2 separate regions of the Homo sapiens genome follow, and region 2 is linked to region 1. A link is a contact called in ENCODE Hi-C or POLR2A ChIA-PET data. All regions are on one chromosome and are shown on one strand. Each heading gives the region's core, a stretch centred on a gene start or an enhancer-like site at or near the end of the contact. The rest is flanking DNA. Distances are from core to core; before and after follow the strand shown. Region 1 holds the start of VASH1-AS1 (VASH1 antisense RNA 1). Region 2 overlaps LINC02289 (long intergenic non-protein coding RNA 2289).

The links. Hi-C counts contacts between places; a loop is a spot of excess contacts on that map. ChIA-PET counts read pairs that join two places held with the same protein, here RNA polymerase II (POLR2A). Pooled maps may share reads with other maps.
Region 2: a loop to region 1 is called in a pooled map, with 5 times the contacts of the local background. The contact joins the enhancer-like site here to the promoter of VASH1-AS1 in region 1. A Hi-C loop is called at or near these places in 1 of 168 maps with a recorded cell type or tissue (mammary epithelial cell) and 8 of 50 pooled maps. POLR2A ChIA-PET finds 5 or more read pairs at or near these places in 3 of 52 experiments (GM12878, activated CD4-positive, alpha-beta T cell and activated naive CD8-positive, alpha-beta T cell).

The regions. Positions count from the first base shown.
Region 1 is chr14:76,785,035-76,789,698 of GRCh38, reverse strand. VASH1-AS1 (VASH1 antisense RNA 1) reads left to right here and starts at 2,975. Exons shown (of 2, transcript NR_104184.1): 1 at 2,975-3,614. ANGEL1 (angel homolog 1) reads left to right here. Exons shown (of 10, transcript NM_015305.4): 10 at 311-3,690. The coding sequence ends at 471.
Region 2 is chr14:77,068,991-77,073,987 of GRCh38, reverse strand. It overlaps LINC02289 (long intergenic non-protein coding RNA 2289), which reads left to right. Exons shown (of 3, transcript NR_110553.1): 2 at 2,216-2,278; 3 at 3,142-4,808. LINC02288 (long intergenic non-protein coding RNA 2288) reads right to left here. Exons shown (of 4, transcript NR_110554.1): 4 at 4,485-4,997. Among named protein-coding and RNA genes, the nearest start is that of LINC02289, 4.7 kb to the left of the region's middle. Within about 2 kb of position 3,172, at least 12 of the 41 ENCODE cell types and tissues checked have a DNase peak (open chromatin) inside an H3K27ac peak, as active enhancers do.

The DNA of each region.
Region 1 (4,664 bases), core at 1,726-4,225:
AAAATCAGATTTTATATAGAAAAGCTGGATCTCTAGCTTCTCTTGGAAAATCAAAAGATCTTATAATGGTGGGCTCTCCAGCTTGCCCCAGTTCCCCGGAACTCACCTGTCTTTATTCGTTGATGATATTATGGAGTATCTCTGAGAAAATGGGGCCTCCTCAGCCAGATGCTGCAAGAGGAGGTGAGGGGCAGTGGGCAGCCAAGGGGATGCAGCCTGCAGAAGGCGTTCCCAAAGGACTCTGCCACTGCCTGCCCATGCAGTGTGGCTGCGGCTGCTTTTACCCATTGGCTTCTGCTTTGTGCCCCAGATCACAGGCTGTATCGAGATGGAACTCTCAAGCTCCTGGGTCGTCTCTCCCTTCTCTCTGAAGAGATACTCTGGGCTGCCAATGGCTTACCCAACCCCTTCTGCTCTTCAGACCACCTCTGCCTGCTAGCCAGCTTCGGGATGGAAGTCACCGCCCCATGACAGGGCTCCCAGGGGAAGAGAGCTTCTCTTCCAGAAGAGCTCACTGGATCAGAGACTGTGGAAAAATCCCATGCATCTAGAAACTTAGATCCAAGAAACTTACATCCCCTCCCTTCCCCCTCCTCGTTCCCTTTTTCCCACGGTTAGACTTTCTCCAGGCCTGGCTGCGTTCTCTGCCTGTGGTCCTTGCCCCACCCCAGCCTCTTCCTAATCCTGTGCCACACACTCAGTGGCCCTGGGAGAGGCAGAAGGGGGGCTCCCCCTTCCTTCCATGTATCCAGCGCTCCCCCTTGATTTTTAATTACCAGGGTTATGGGAGTTCTTGATTTCATTGGTTATTTGCTTTCAGGCCGTTTCTTGATGTACCTTCTGACCTGACCTTTTCCCTGCCTTCAGGACTTCTGGGCCCAGCCCTCTTGCCAGGCATGCATATGTGAGATATGCATATCATGTATGTGTCCTCTTGGGGTGAGACTTCTGCACAGCCATGCCTGCCTCTGACCAGTCCACTTTTCATGTTGGGGCTGTAGGCCTGGGGCAGGTTCAGAGTCTACCCAAGTACCTATGTATGAGCAGGCAGCAGCAGGGCATGGCCCCATCTCTCCTTTTAGCCTCTGTGTTTCATTAGGCATTCATCCTGCCAACCAGGGCAGGCCCGGCGTCTGGGCTCTGGGAACAAATGGGGCCCACATCCTGGAGTGGCAAATTTTGGGGGATGCGCTACCTGTCCCAGCTGGCCCTGTGCCTCCAACCCAGAGCTCCCCACAGACCTGGTGTAATTTCACAAGGGCCATCCCTTTCCCCAGGCTTCCCTGAGGGAGGCGGAAGTTTGAACCCTTATGTGGGGTTCATTGGGCTAGGGTAGTGGTATGAGGTTTAAAACTATTTAAGGATTAGGAGGAGAAAGAGTCTTCAGGAAACTCTTGTTTCACTGGACTCTGCAGCCTGCAGAACTGGGGCAAGGGTAGGAGTTCCAGTAGGGGAAGGAGCAGGTAGACTCTTCAGCTGCCTCAGCTGGGACTGAAGACCTAAGCTGATTCTCTTTCCTCTCCACTCCTAAGAAGCAATTTTCTGTTCCTCTCCTTCCACCACTTTTTACTTTCTGCTATCTCCCATCTCCCGCTTCCCTTCCATTTCCTTTCTAGAAAACCCTGGTATTTAGCTCAGGCCAAACTGCCTCAGCAGAAAGGTGGCCTTGGACAAAACTGGTCCAAGAATTTGAAGTGGCAGTACTTGCGGATTGGCTCTGTCCAGCAAGGCCTCAGCTGCTTGTTGCGTCTGCTTTCCCTCCCCTAACAGAAGGGTACCCTGGCTTATTCAGGGGACTCCTTAGTCCACACTGTGTCACCTGCATGCCTTAATCTTTCATTGCTGGGGTGTGGCCTTGGGAGATCCTGGGCCAGCCCCTCCACACATCTCCCTAAGTCAGAGTGGCTGCTGGCCCTGGTAGATTTGACTTGCTCTTGCCTCACTCGACCTCCAAAGTGGGACTGAAGACAGTGGTCAAGAGACTTGAGTTCGGGACAGTAAGCCAGGGGTTAAGGTTCTTTCCTTTTTTTGAAAGCCAAAGACCCAGTTTGCATTGTGCTGCTGCATTCATGGTTAGAAGCTTTCCATGCCTAGGTTCTAGGGAATTTATTTTTCTATGTGTATATATTTTCAAACTTTGTTTCCTGGGTACTGGGCATGTGCCTGTCTGAGCCCCAGGTCTGTCTACACCCCACCATTCATTCTGTCTGTCTGTTCCCTGGACACTGCCTAAAAGGGTCTCAAGACAGTGCCCTGTGGGTTCCTAGGACTAGGGCCCATCACTGTTCTCTTCTGCTGGGAAATGCAGCTTTAAAATGGCTAACCACAGCAGAGGGCAGATGCTTGATAGATTATCTTTTCCTTGCTTTCTTGTTTCTGTTTTGAAAGTGAAATGGGGTTTTAAATTGTTATTTAAACTCTTTTTCCAAATAAAGGTTTACCTTTTTTCCCCCCAATGTTGTTCATTTTATTAGGATCCTGAAGGGATTAGGTCCTTGAGAGAGGGCCTGAAGAATGAGGTGGGCAGAGGAAGAGACTAAGGAGCTTTTGATCTTGGGGTGGGGTCTCAAGACATGAATCTAGATTGAGAAATGTGTTGTAAGATCTCCCTCTATTAGCTGAGGTAAATTCCCACTGCTGTGAGGCCTGGGAGGAACAGGGCTTGAGTGAAGCCTCCTGCCTTGACACTGCTGGGGTACAGCTTTCTTCTGTCCTTCCCAAGTGAGAGAATGATTCTTTGGACTGCTTTTCATTCTTCCTCCATCTGCTCCCCCCATGCCTCCTCCTAGTATCTTCTGCACTTCAGGAGGGTCTGTGCAAAGTGGGATAAGATGTGTGTTTTCCTGATTAAAGCTATGGCAGCTGCATGAGACATGATGCGGGTGGCACATGCCTCTTGCTGAGCATCTATTTCTGATCTCTTTTGCATTCTGGAGCCAGGGCTGAGCAGTGGGCCATCTGTCGCTGGAAAAATGTCTCTTCCTTCCTAGGCCTACCTCTGTTGGTGCTTTTGTCTTCCAACCTCCCTATGTAGTAAGACCAGCCAAGCCCACATGCCCACTGGGAGCCCTGAAACCAGATCTGGTTTTCTGTCTTACCTGAACAGGTTCCCAGAACCCACACCAGGCCTCTGAATCAGTCTCTGAGAATCTGATTGATTTAAAGCCACTTGGTTGCTTCCATTGCACTACCTGGGTTGCGATCCCCTCAATTGATTTAGTAAAAAGAAAACTTAGCGGCCGGGTGCGGTGGCTCACACCTGTAATCCCAGCACTTTGGGAGGCTGAGGCGGGTGGATCACCTGAGGTCGAGAGTTCCAGACCAGCCTGACCAACATGAAGAAATCCCGTCTCTACTAAAAATACAAAATTAGCCGGGCGTGATGGCGCATGCCTGTAATCCCAGCTACTTGGAGGCTGAGGCAGGAGAATTGCTTGAACCTGGGAAGCGGAGGTTGTGGTGAGCCGAGATCATGCCATTGCACTCCAGCCTGGACAACAAGAGTGAAACTCCATCTCAAAAAAAAAAAAAGAAAAGAAAAGAAAAGAAAGAAAACTCAGCTAGGAATTAGAAACATCATTTGTCCTCTTGGCCTGTTCAGCTGGTGACTGTAGGTAAGTTACTTAACCTCTCTGTATTTCAGTTCACATTCCTTGGTGAAATAGAAATTAAAGTTAATAATCACTTCTACTTGTGAAGAATTTTCAGATCTGAAATTGCTTTGTTTGGGCTTTGGCAAGAAAAAGGTGCTAAGAATTCCAGAGAATTATTGGTAGGAGTTGGGAGTAGATCGTTACCCCAGCCAGGCTGGACAGTTGGGCCCATTGGCTAGGAAGTATTTGAAAGCCCTAAGCTTTGAGGTATATCCCCAAGAACCTCTTCCTGGCAGGGAGGGTTCCTCCTAGTTGCCTCAGTCAGTTAGCATCTCCACAGCACTTCTGTTAAGTTTGCACAGTACTTCCACGTCAGCTAGCAAAGACAGTGGCACTGTGTGGTGGCAGTTTAGGTGGTGTTCAGATTCTACCTTTACACCTGAGGAAACAGAAATCCCAGAGATAGAATTTGAGAATCTCCTTTGGTTTATTTCTTACCACCCCAAGTTTCTCACAAGCCTTTCCAGGATCAGGCAAGACAGGTTATCTTGGAAGGCAGAGGCTGGTGGTGGGGGCCTGGGGCTGGGGGAGCTCAGAGGCAGCTTTTAACTGGAGACCAAGAAGGGAAATGGCCAGTCAGGAGGCTGCTGCTTTTTTTGTTTTGTTTTTCTCTCCAGTTCCTGCCCTGTTGTAGCTACTAACTAGAGGAATGTTCTGGTTGTTTTGTTTTTCCTTTTTAAAATTGACATGTGATAGTTGTACATATTTTGGGGCTGCATATGGTATTTTGATACATGCGTACAAAGTGTAATGACCAGTCAGGATATTTAAGGACATTTATCACCTCAAGCATTTATCTTTTCCTTGTGCTGGGAACATTCCAATTCTTCTAGCTATTTTGAAATATACAATAAATTGTTAACTATAGTCTCCCTACTGTACTATCAAATACTAGAACTTAGTCCTCACCATATTTTTGTACCATCCACCTGCTCTTCATTCTCCTCCCCTGCTTTTCCCAGCTTCTGGTAACCCCATTCCGCCCTCTATTGGAGGGTTGTGTTTTGATTG
Region 2 (4,997 bases), core at 1,923-4,422, 280 kb before region 1:
AACACCAGCTAAGCCACTCCCCAATTCCTCATCAAGAGAAACTGAGATAATAAATGTTTATTATTGTTTTAAGCTACTAAATTTTGAGGTAATCTGTTATGTAGCAATAGATAACTAATACTGATATCTGTCATATTGGGGCCTCAGTGTAACTTGGAACAGAAAGAGTTCCATATTATAATTCTTAAACATTACTTGGAATGGTTAGGGGCCCCAGTGCTATTCTCTCTGGGGATATTTCCAGCAATGGGCCCCACAGCCATTTATAGTGAGTTGTCCCACTTACTCTTTCACCAGTGAGCACTTTCCATGTGTCAGATGCCATATTAGAGACTGGGGCTATAGAAATGAACAGTCTTTTGGGAGGCCGAGGCAGGTGGATCACCTGAGGTCAAGAATTTGAGACCAGTCTGACCAACATGGAGAAACCCCGTCTCTACTAAAAAAAAAAAAAATACAAAATTAGCTGGGTGTGGTGGTGCATGCCTGTAATCCCAGCTACTTGGGAGGCTGAGGCAGGAGAATCACTTGAACCTGAGAGGCGGAGGTTGTGGTAAGCCAAGATTACACCATTGCACTCCAGCCTGGGCAACAAGAGTGAAATTCCATCTCAAAAAAAGAAAAAAAAGAAATGAACAGCCCTGTTCTTAATCACTTAACCAGTGGTCATTATGGTCTCTGCTAGTAGAGCACTATGGGCAAGAAGGACAGCACTGCTTTGCAGGGAAGGGAAAAGAGAGACATCACTGAGGCACTGAAGAGGAGAAGCATTCAGTGGTATGACCTTGAAGAGACAAGAAGAGGACCAAGTTCAAGAGTCTGCAAGAACAGTGGGAGGTAGAGCTGGAACTAGAATCCAGACACCCCACTTCTAGTCTTGAATTTGCGCTTCCTGAACTACACAGAGGCTGGCTCATGGTACCAGGGTCTCTAAAGATACCTGGAGGCATGAACTTGAATCCTGCTGGGATACTACTCTTTGAATAATAATTTCTCTATGGAAAGGCAGGGTACAAAGTCTTGGAATCTTGTTTCTGCTCTGCCATCTTAGCTAAATAACTCCCTTTGGAGATCCTTTGAACCCTGATAGATCAGCAAGCCCCCTCTGAAACATCATAAGCCTCAGGGCAAGAAGGCTGGCCTTCTCCTCCATCTGAATCCCAGCCCTTCTTTTTTTGAGATGGAGTTTTGCTCTTGTTGCCCAGGCTGGAGTGCAATGGCGCGATCTCGGCTCACCACAACCTCTGCCTCCTGGGTTCTAGCGATTCTCCTGCCTCAGCCTCCTGAGTAGCTGGGATTACAGGCATGCAAAACCATGCCCTGCTAATTTTGTATTTTAAGTAGAGACAGGGTTTCTCCATGTTGGAAAGGCTGGTCTTGAACTCTCGACTTCAGGTGATCCGCCCGCCTCTAGCCCTTCTTAGTAGTGGTGTTTTCTAAACAGGTTAGATAAGAATTTGACACCTGCTGAAATCTCCAGGCTGGCTCCTCCCAAGGTCAAATTGCACATCTTGCCAACGAGAACAGCCTTCACTTCTTGAGCATCTACTCAGCAGCAAGTGATTTCTCTAATCTTCACAACACCCTCTCAAGGCAAGGGATCATGGGCCACACTTGGCAATCTAGGAAAGTGAAGTTCAAGAACAAGCCCCAGGACACACAGCTAGTGACAGCGAGGCACAGAGCTGGGATTCCAACCCAGGCCTGTCTAACCCTAAAGCTCCTCCTATCCACCTCCTCCTTGCTGCCACAGAAGGTGACTCAGAGGTACTCAGTCTGGAGAATTCAAGCCAGTATCCCAGGAAGTGGAATTTTCTCCAGTGTTCTAGGAAGGAGGGATTACCATGGCATGGGGTGGGCCAGGTAGACACAAGAGGCAGTGAAGGTGCATAAAGTGGTGATTAAAGGGAATGGAGTCTACTGTGGTTTGGATATGGTTGCGTCAACCTAAACTCATGTTGAAATTTGACCCTCGGTGTGGTGGTGGTGGGAGGTGGGGCCTAGTGGGAGGTGTCTGGGTCATGGGGGCAGATCTCTCATGAAGGGCTTAGTGCCATCCTCACAGTGGAGAGTGAGTTTTCACCCTGGCAAGACTGGATTCTTGTAGGAATGGATTTGTTCCCAAGACAGTGGGTTGTTATAAAGCCAGGATGCCCCTTGGGTTTTCCCTTCTTTGCAAGTGTTCACTCTCCCTTTGACCTTCTGTATGTCGCAGCCCTCACCAGAGGCTGAGCAGATGCTGAGGCCATGCTTCTTGATTCTCCCAGCCAACAGATCTGTAAGCTGAATAAACCTCTCTTCTTTATAAATTACCCCGTCTCAGGTATCCTGTTATGGCAACACGAAATGGACTAAGACAGGCGGGTGACAGATTGTCCAGGTTTGAAACATAGCTTTTCCTTGTGCACCGCATCTCAGGTTCTTCATCTGAAAATTGGGGATAAGAACATGTACCTCCTTGGGTTTGGGGGAAGATTAAATGAGATAATGCATGTGAAATTCATGGCAAGAGTAAACTGCCCATTACATCTTTCTGCTTTTAACATTGCTATTGACATTACTTTCCCTCCATGGTCACTAGACTCTTGTATCAGGCCAGTATTTGAAGACAGACAAATTTAAACGAAATAGATGTAACTTGGAGGATGATGGCAGAGAAATCTGTGGCTTGACGGTTTTTTTTTTTTTTTTTTTTTTGAGACAGAGTCTTGCACTGTTGCCCAGGCTGGAGTGCAGTAGCATGATCTCAGCTCACTGCAACCTCCGCCTCCCGGGTTCAAGCGATTCTCCTTCCTCAACCTCCCTAGTAGCTGGGATTACAGGTGCCCGCTACCATGCCTGCTAATTTTTTGTATTTTTATAGAGACAGGGTTTCACTATGTTGGCCAGGCTGGTCTCGAACTCCTGACCTCGTGATCCACCCGTTTCGGCCTCCCAAAGTGCTGGGATTACAGGCGTGAGCCACCGCGCCTGGCCTTGAAGGTTGTTTTTCTAATTTTTTTTCCCAGCTCTAAGACAGCTCCCTGTGTAAGATGATGAGTGTGATTAATTGCAATCAGCTCCTCTCCATGTAATGAGGGAAGCTGGATGTCATCCTCTGGCTTCTGTCCAAGCTGATGCAGTTACCTATTGTGTCCACAGGATGTCACTATCAATCACGCTTCGACTGAGTACAGCCAAACCAGGATACTCAGGGACTTGGAATCTGTTACCAGACTTTTATTTAGTACAGACACAGCGCCAGGGGGCTGAGCATTCTTCAGCAACACCCTTTGGACCCCTTTCTACACCATCATGCTGTATGAACAGAAGGGTTGGGGACATGAAGGAGCAGCTCAGCTAAGGTGACCCAGATGGTTGGGCTCAGAGCTGGAAGAACACCGTGGTCTTCTGACTCCCAATTCCTGCATCTGTCCTGCTTGTAAGAGGCTTGCCAAGAACAGGAGCTTTTGTTTGTAGGTCTCTAGGGATGGCCACCACAGGGAGTGTGATTTGAAGATGGGGTCGGCGTGACATTACAGGCCCCCTTTAGGCTCTGCTGGGTTGCAGGCCAGCTCTCTGGGCTGCCTTTCTGATGGCTGCTATTTTAAAGGCAGATAGGATGAAGTTAGCAACAACTTATATCATTAAACTAGCAAGGGCTCAGGAGGGGCAGCCCCCTTCTGGGAATGTGCCTAGCTCCTGCTCCAGAATGGAGGAGTTTCTGTGGCTCTAGGAGAGCTGGCCTTCTATGGAGTCTGAGCAATGTACCGCACGGGGAGGAGAAGACGCTTCCAGAAGATACCAGTGTTTCTATCCAGAGACGTTTCCAGGACACCACGTTAAGCAGCAGAGACACTAGAAGCCAAGGCACCTATGGTCTGGTGTGGATGTGTGCCTCCTGTGCCTCAGTGGCATCATCCGTACCATGGGAGGTGTGTAATGAGGGGTGAGATCACGTCTGTGAGGGCACGTACATAGTAGATGCCCAGGAAGTGCCAGTCCCCATCTCCTTCCCAGTTTCTTCAAAGCCTTCTGGAAGGCACTGGCATAGCCCAGTCCTGAGGCACTGCTTTTTCTTTCATGGATGATCAGGAGCTTCTGTGATTTCTTCCCCCTCACTCTTCATTTTGCCAAGATGTTGCCCATAGTAACCTCAGCAGTGGAGCGAGGATTCTGCACTGTTCCACTGCCCTGGGGCTGCACACCCACGTGAGCGGGGCCGACCCGTCCCAGAGCGCTTTGCCCTCAGAAGGCAGCATCACCTGCAGGAGCAATGCCATGGACAGCTCTGGCTTGTCCTCCAGGGCCCTGGCATGGTCAGTGAGAAAATGCCCCTGGGGCATGGGCTTCTCCTGTCAGTCAAGTTCAGAAGGCTTCCTGGGGTAGGTAGAGACGCTCCCTACCCAGCTGAGTTATTGAAATGATAGGAGGGAGAAGGGAAGGTCTGGGCATGTGGCACTGTGATTTTTTTTTCTTTCTTCTTTTTTTTTTTTTTTTTTTTTGGAGACTCGGGGTAGAAATGAGGACAGGAAGAAGTACAATCCGTCTGGGATTGGTTTATTTTTATTGCTTTTTAAAATCATGTGACTAATTGGTGTTCATTGAAAAAGAGAAAACAAAAATAAGCCAAGAGAAGACAGCAAAAATAATCTGTTAACATCTTGGCAAATATCCTTTTTCTCTGCATAGAAACGGAGAATACTTTTGTTTCACTTATAAAATGTTTCTTAATGTACACAGCTTTATAACCTGCTTTTTGCTTAATGGGACAATATACTAGGACATGTTTTCAGGCCAACAGATAAATATACTTCACTTGCATTGATGCTATTGGCTCCATGGTGTTCTGGTGGTTGGTAATTTACCCTGTCATTCTGTCTCCCTTTACTCAGTGGCAAAAATGACCTGGGCACCTGCACCTGGGCCTGGGCTGGACATCAGTCCTTGGCAGATGGGGAAGGTTGGCGACCAGCAAGGCACAGAATAAGGACACACGGTCCCAGCAGACCCTTGGG